2 separate regions of the Homo sapiens genome follow, and region 2 is linked to region 1. A link is a loop called in an ENCODE intact Hi-C map of the cell type or tissue named here. Cell type or tissue: endothelial cell of umbilical vein. All regions are shown on one strand.

Region 1 (4,000 bases):
AGGTCCTGGGGGCCTGGAGAGCCGGGTTCATGGGGGCCCGGAGCCCACTCTGCCCCTGTCTCTTCAGCAGTTTGATTATGTGAGCCATTTTCCTTTTTTTGTGTCAGCTAACTCCAGTTGGGTGTCTGTGACTTACAGGCAAAGGGGGAGACCACACAGAAGGGAAAGGGAATTTCCAGCCATTCTGGAGCAGCGTATTTGCTGGAGAAAAGTCACCTGAGGCATCCATTCTCCACAGGCTGGTGCCCCACACAGGGAAAGCTGGGCCCATAGGCCCTGCCCAGAGTCATGCTTCCCAGATGTTTGAATATTTAGGGCTTATACATTTTCAGAAGGAAAAACAAAAAGTAAGTTGGGCTGGCCACTTTTTAATTTCATCCAATGAGGATAAGAGAAAATAAATAATCGGTGATCAACTACTTTCACCACCATTTCACAGGAGATGTGCCATGCTCGAACTCCGAAGGTGGAGGGCATGGTTCAGAATAAAGGATAGCGTTGTGAATGGAATAAAATAATGTGATGAAAGCCCCACTTTATTTTCTTGTCTCCCAAAGGACTGGGGAAAGCGCCTCTGAGAGCAGCCCCCATGAACCACTGCAGTGGGCTCAGAACCATTGCCCTGAAGTGCGTGGTGGGACTCAGAACTTTCAGGAAGACACAGGGCCAAAAGGGCCAGACTCCTCTTTCCAAATCCTGATTAGGTGAAGTTGTTTTATTAGACATTAGATCCCCCAAGCAAAAGGATTTTGTAACTAGCAGAGAATTGCCTTGCCTTGGGGAAAATAGACTATTGCTACACCTTCCATGACTGGAAAGAGAGGAACCCAGTGTCTGCTGACCTGGAATATTTGTTCCCCAAGAATTAGCCTTTGAAGAGCTTGCTCCTCTGCCTGTTTGAGGAAGGCAGTACAATCCTCATGAGCTCTATCCAACCTTTCCTGCCAGTCCCCAGGCCTCAGATGCTCCCTAATAGCCATGCTGTGTTACCGCCTTAGAATTTCCCTTTTCTCTAGGACTGTTGTTTTTCTAAGCATTGCCTTGTACTAGTCCAGATGTTGGTGAAGTTTTTCTGTAAAGGACTGGATAGTAAATGTTTTAGGCTTTGTGGGTCACATGGTCTCTATTGCAACAACTCAGCTCTGCTGCTATTATGCAAAAGCAGCCACAGACAATATGTAAACAAATGGGTGAGGCAGTGTTTCAATAAAACTTTATTTACAAAAACAGATGGAGGGCTAGATTTGACCCACAGGCCACAGTTTGCTGACTCTTACACTTAGCCCGTATTTCAAAATGTGAAGTTTAACCCTCCCTTTCTGTTAAAGACACTGATGATGTTTGTTACCTTTACCCAGGGGTGGAAGGAGGAGGGACTGAGTTGTTCTTTTACTGATACCCTAGGGTCTGTGACTTTCCCTGTATCTTTCTTATTACTAAGACCTTGTGCCACATTTATTCTCTTTTTAAACAGAACCCCAATTTTTTTGTTATGGTGGGTTTATCTTATGAATTTTAAATAATTTCTCAAACCAGGAAATAAATTCAATGTTTTTGTTATGAGTTAAATTTATCCACCCCACCCCACATCAAACTCGTATATTGGATTTTCAACCAAAGCTGACTAACCCCCAATACTGCAGACTGTGATCTTATTTGGAAAAAGGGTTGTTGCAGATGTAATTGGTTAAGTTAAGATGAGGTCCTACTGGAGGAGTAGGGTGGGCCCTAAATAGAAAAGGGAAATTTGAACACAAACACATAGAAATGGGAGCACCACGTGAAGATTGGAGTAATGCTGACACACGCAGAGGAAATGCTCAAAGCTGGGAGAGGTCTAGAACAAACTCAGTCCTGTTCTGGCACCTTCAGAGGGGACAAAGTCCTGACGACACCTAGAGCTCAGACTTCCAGCCTCCAGAACTGTGAGAGAATAAATTTCTGATTTAAGCCACTCAGTATGCGATACGTGGCTATGGAAGCCCTAGCAAACACATATAGTTCTGTTATGAAATGGGCTGACCCAAGGTAGACTAATGATGAATCTTGACTTTCTCAATGGGTACATGTCAGTATCACCAAGATGGAAGGTTGGGCATTTGTGACCTGGGGTTGTAGATTGAAAAAGAGTTGTTGACATATTCCTGGGTTGTTCCAGCTTTAAAGGAGATGCCATTTGGGCCTTCTTGAGAAGAAAGGTTTCATTCTTGAACTCAAGCTCAGAGGCCAGACCACTTGGAAGGGCCTGCCAGCCACAGATATAAAGCTGTACCAGGTCTCCCTGGGAGAATGCAGGGCTGCAGGCCAGCGGGGGCCCCTTCCTTGTGTGTTCTGGTCATCTGGCTTCCATCAGTTCCTCTGCCCTGCTGGCTCAGGCTTTCTTCTTTAATCCTTAAGGTATTTTTTGCATCATTTAAGTGTTTCTGCTTCCTGCTGATACCAAGATACACAGAAGTTGCCCGGAATGTGGTGGAGTGAACTTAAATGTGAGTCACACAATCAAATCTTTTTTTAAAATTGAACAGATTTTTGTCTCTATCCGCTGTATGCATGTGTTCCTCACACCAGCTTTCTGCCCATACCATGGGAAGGAGAGACTCAGAGGGTCCTTCTCTGAAAACATGTACCAGGGACACACCTTTCAGGAATAAAATTCTTCCCTTTCTTTACGCCTCACTGGGCAATGTCCTGGAAACCAACAGAATTCCAAACACCGCTGTCTATTCCAAGATAAGAACACAAATGGCCCTCTGGATAGATAAGCCTGTGGAACTGATGCTTCATTGTCATTCTTCCACTGTACAAATGTCGACTGAACTTCCAACACAGACCCAACTGTTGGCACCACTATTCTGTAAGCATTCCAAAGGGTATGAGAAAAGGGTGTGTTTGCCAACATTTTCATCCCCAGTTGTAAAAGAGGCCCATAGTCCCACAGACGCTCAGCATTGATTCTTTTAGACATCACCTCGACTTAGCACAGTCCACTAGGATCTTCATAAAGGCATGTTTTGCTACAAGTTTAGCATCGTGGTTGCTATCTTATTTTGCTTTGTTAATTTTCCCATCTCCCCTTCTTCGCTTCACCAAGCTCCCTGACTCTGACACCCAACCATCTCAAGGCTTGCATGGAAGTGTGTACAGTTGCCCATTAGTGCTCTCTTGCCAATATGCTTTCTGTACCCCTGGGTCCTGCCCTGGCCATCTTCCCTTCACTAGCAACCTGCCTGAAGTTCACTGCACTTGAGCATCATTAATGGTACTTTATAATATGTTCTTATTCCTCCTTCTTCTCACCTTCCAAATGTCCCAATCCCATGACCCATTTCTGTAGACATCTGCTCCTTGGCAGCTGGGAGAAAGGAGGAGGCACCATAACAGGCAGGATGGGAATGGTTGCCACTGGCTTGGCAATTGAACAAAGATGGCAGCTGGGCTCTCTGTTTGTGTGACTTCACTTGTTCTGTGAACTGAAAGGTCTGGCAGGGTTTGTGTTGCCCACCAAGAGAGTACGAATCACTCCATCCTTTTGTGTTTTATACAGGCTTTCATCAGTGTATACATCACAATTAGACTAAACCAATTACTTATTGTCATGCCTGTCTTCCCTGTTAGGAAATGGCAATGACTTTCATTTTTCCATCAACCTAAAGGCCTTTAAAGGTCTTTGTGCCTGCTAGGTGAAAACTGGAGCAATAGAATGTTAAAGCTTTGAGAACCTCTGATACAACCTTCTCCTGTCATACAAGGAAACTGAGGCTCAGAAAGTTGGCTTGCTCAGCAGAGATGAGGGAATGTCTGCTGGCTTTGAAATCATATTTATCTGTGTTCAAAGCCTTCCTCTTCCGACAGCTGGATGACCTTGTTCAAGACATATCTTTCTTTTTTTTTTTTTTTTTTTTTTTTTTTTTGAGACGGAGTCTTGCTCTGTCACCCAAGCTGGAGCACAGTGGTGCCATCTCAGCTCATTCCAGCCTCCGCCTCCCAGGTTCAAGCGATT
Region 2 (4,000 bases), 76 kb after region 1:
CCCATTCAAGCAAGTCAGGGAGTTGTGTTGCAAATGGGAAGGCTTCTCATGGGCCTGGAGACCAGAAGGCAATTGCAGACCCCTTCCTCTTCCCAGGGCAGCCAGCTCACCAAGCTTCTGTCACACTGGCCTCTTTCTGTTCGTCCAACACATGACTCATCTTTTGCATTGGGGCCTTTGTATCTATGTACATTCTGCCTGGAAGGCTCCTTGAACTCTGCTCTTTTTTTTTCTTAGCTCAAAAATCAAGATTTTTTTTCCCCTGACTGTCTTATCTAAAGTAGACTTTCTCAAGTTAGGGCGTCTATTCTAGTCTACAATTGTATGTTATTGCAGGTCATTATTATCTGGCTCCCTTCACCTCCATGTAAGATCCATGACAGCAGGCCCTGTGTCCCTCTTGTTCACCAGTGGGGTCCACTTGACATATAGTTGTTGCTCAATGCACGTGTGTGTGTATGTATGTGTGTGTGTGTGTATATATACACACACACATATACATACATATTATATTTTATATATACATATATATATATATATATATATTTAGAGACAGCGTCTCACTCTGCTGCCCTGGCTGGAGTGAAGTGGCATGATCATAGCTCACTGCAGCCTTGACCTCCTGGGCTCGACAAATCCTCTTGCCTCAGCCTCCTGAATAGCTGAGACTACAGATGTGCACTGCCACACCTGGCTTATTATAATTATTATTATTATTTATTTGTAGAGACAGGGTCTCGCTGTGATGCCCAGGCTAGTCTTGAACTCCAGGCCTCAAGGGATCCTCCCAACTCAGCCTCCCAAAGTACTGGGATTATAGACATGAGCCATTGCACTGGCTCAATGCATATTTATTAAGTGAATGAATGAATGAGAAGTGAATTCATGAATAAATGAATAATATGAATTTAGCTATATTAGCAAAATGGGATATTACAGGACAGCACACAAACCTTATTACTGTTGTTTCTCTGAAAAATATGCCCCCTGAGAATGCAACTTGTGAATGGGCAAGAGACTACATAAAAGGGTTAAAAAGGGCTAGGGCATCAAAAGTAGAAATAACAATATACAGACATGAAATTTGCCTCTGAAGAAGCATAAAGGAAATCTGCTTGCCTTGAATAATCTTTAAGTCTGAAAACACTTCATCTATCAAAATCCTGTCACGTGTCACTAGTTCCCACTCCCAATAACACTTTTCTTGAGAAGATAGAAATGTGCACCCACATTCTTGACTGCATCACGCTTCCTGCAAACATTGCGGGTGGAGAGACGGGAGAAAAAGCATCAGGGAAGTGTTGAAATAACTCATATTAGTGACCCCTAATTCCACAGTCAGTTTTAAGTGGGCAACTCTGTCTTCAGAAGCCTTAGGCTTTTGAATCTGTAGAAATCTGCAGCTCACAATGTAAGCTGTTGGCTACCAGGAAATGAAGGGATGAAATACTAATTTGATGAGTAGAGGAGGGAGGATGTTTGCTCATAGAGTTGTCTGCAGGTTGTGAGAGAGTGCCAGAATTTGGGCTTCTGGAGGAGGGAGAGAAGATTGGAGCAGTCTGAAAGAGAAAAACAAAGTCCTCTGGTCCTGAGACCTTCCGCCAGGGATTGAGAGGCTGGGGTAGAGGTTAGGGGCTGGAGGGAGAAGTGAGAGCTGCAGTTTGGGGAAGTTCTGGGATCTTCTGCTTCTATCCCTGCACACAGCAAGCCATTGGGATTTTCCAAAGCTTCAGGATAGATGAGACAGTGCGGCCCAGAGTCTGAAGTGGCCTCAGCTATGTAGGCAGAAATATGTTGGTGATGCCTGAAGGTTCTTGTGTGAGCATGAGAGTAAGCTGGCAGCTAATTCCCTGCCACTGAGCCTGCTCCTTCTTGTCTTAGGGTTACAGTCTTGGGTTACGGTGTCACTGACATAATCTCCAAAGATCTGATCATGTCTTCTAATGTGTCCTAAGAACCACTTGAGAGGTACCAAGTCCTGTAGAGATTCAGAGGAGGAAAAGTGCACTTCTGGCTGTGGGTCAGGAAAAGGCTCCAGGAAAGAGCTGGCTCGGAGGGATAAGGAGGCTTTTAGTGGATGGGGAAAGAAAAGCATTCAAAGATGAAACAGCGAGAGCAAAGTACAGAGGGAACGCAGAGGTGTTGTCAAAGACTGATGTGGAGACCTGCTGCATGTACTTGGGAGGAGAGGGAGGGGCTAACAGCCACTGGGAACTATGGATGGAGGCAGTGTTCTCAAGAAGAGTAAAACAGTAAAAACAAACAAACAAAAACAAAACAAAACAAAAACAGAGGCTGATGACAAAGGAGGCACTTGAAAAACACCACTTTTGCCAGGGATTGATTGGCATCACCTTCTCCTGAATGAAGTAATCATTTCTTTGACAATAGATATTTATTAAATTCCCACTACATTGCCAGGTGCCATCCTGACTTTGGGAATAAAACAAAGGCTAGTAAAGATGAAAACAAAAGTCCCTTCCTTCGTGGAGTTTACATTTCAGTGGGGAAGATAGGAAGTAAACAAATAACAAAGTCAGTCAGAAAGTGGTAAATCCTATGGAGAAGAATACAGCTCAGCCGGGGAGCAAGGGTACCGGCAGTGGCACAGAAGCCGTGTTGTCTGGGACTGTGAAAGCAGACACTCTGCCTCCCAAGGTTTCATGCACATGCTCATTCATTCATTCATGCTCTTTGCTTATATTTATTTTGCCAGGCACTGGGGCAGAGCTATAAACAAGATGAGCAAAATCTATTCCTCATGGAGCTCAGGGTCGAGTAAGCAAGTAACAAATAAATAATATCATGATAAGTAGTGGTAGTGGTCATTGTGATAGAGAAAAATAGCAGAGGAAGGAGATAAGAAGGGACGGGGGTGGGGGGTGGGTGGGGGATAGTAAGGAGATGATACTTGAGCACAGAAGGAATGAACTATGAATATCCCAGGAGGAGAAAAGCAAGGACAAATGCCCTGAGAGGCACTGAATTTTGAGTGTCACGGAATGGTAAATTCATGCATGACAATGTCTTCTCTCTCCTCTTCTTTCTTTTATATTAAACACATCTGCTTCTCGGCAAAGGATCTGTGTAAAGCAAGGCATCATCTTACTGCAAGGGGAGACATCGCTGGGGTCTGGTTAGAAGATCTGGCTCTATTTTCTCCAATGAAGGTCTTTATAGGAAATCTGCATTAGTGCCTTGTCCATGTTCATAGACCCTCTGCTTCATGGCAGAAGGGCGCTGACTTGAAGGCCCCTAAGCAGCGAAGGAAGGGGAGCCTCTGTCCCCTCCCTAGCTGGCTTCCCTGGCACATGCTGGTTTCCCTCCAATTCTGTGGTGCACATCATGACCAGCAGAGGAAAGAATTCAGCTGGACCACCTCAAGCTCTGTGTGACGGAGTTGAAAGCTTTGCTGATGTATATGTTGGTGGTCAAGGAAGGCTTTCTGAACACTTACCTGGTGCCCACAGAGGCTCTGAGAGCTGGAAGCTGGAAAGAGTCAGTCTGGGGTCCTAAAAGGTATCTTCTCTTCAGTGCCAACATCAGGGGCATATTGGTGATAGAAACAGGGTCTCTGCATGGCTACAGGCACCATTAATTGGTTCAGTTTTCTTCCATTTCTCCTGAGCTCACCCTGACCCTATGCACTGCTGACCAGGAATTCTAACCCGCAGCATCGTGGGTGGGCCCACCTTGCAGCCTCATCACGGTTGAGTTTGTTACTCTTATTGATGAAGAAACTGAGACTCAGAAGGATAAAGGCCCCGACCCAGGGTTACACAGTGGTGGGGCAAGGACATGAGCCCAGCTTCTCTCACTTAGAGGAAATCTGCAAGGACGATCATTGTGCTGAAAGAGGAGTGGGAGGGGGTCTGAACTTCTGAGGCAGCCTCGCTTCTGCAGCGTTGTCTGTGGTAAGGACACACCACCCTGGCTGCACATTAGAATCACCTGGGCAGCTTTTAAAACTTACCTCGGGCCAATTAAAACAGAATCTCTG

Evidence for each region. Hi-C counts contacts between places; a loop is a spot of excess contacts. Peaks named below come from ENCODE experiments on the same cell type or tissue, not always from the same donor. Only the 100,000 strongest peaks of a DNase experiment are listed, where the experiment ranks them.
Region 2: it touches region 1 in a loop (5-fold over the local background); 1 of 110 quality-filtered maps calls a loop at or near these places.

The regions. Positions count from the first base shown.
Region 1 is chr6:15,920,283-15,924,282 of GRCh38, forward strand. No RefSeq gene overlaps it. Among named protein-coding and RNA genes, the nearest start is that of LINC02543, 73 kb to the right of the region's middle. In endothelial cell of umbilical vein, no CTCF peak of the experiment used is centred here; a DNase peak (open chromatin) is centred at 2,339; H3K27ac peaks cover 1,914 bases.
Region 2 is chr6:15,996,081-16,000,080 of GRCh38, forward strand. It overlaps LINC02543 (long intergenic non-protein coding RNA 2543), which reads left to right. Exons shown (of 2, transcript NR_183311.1): 2 at 3,081-4,000. Among named protein-coding and RNA genes, the nearest start is that of LINC02543, 3.1 kb to the left of the region's middle. In endothelial cell of umbilical vein, no CTCF peak of the experiment used is centred here; DNase peaks (open chromatin) are centred at 131 and 2,051.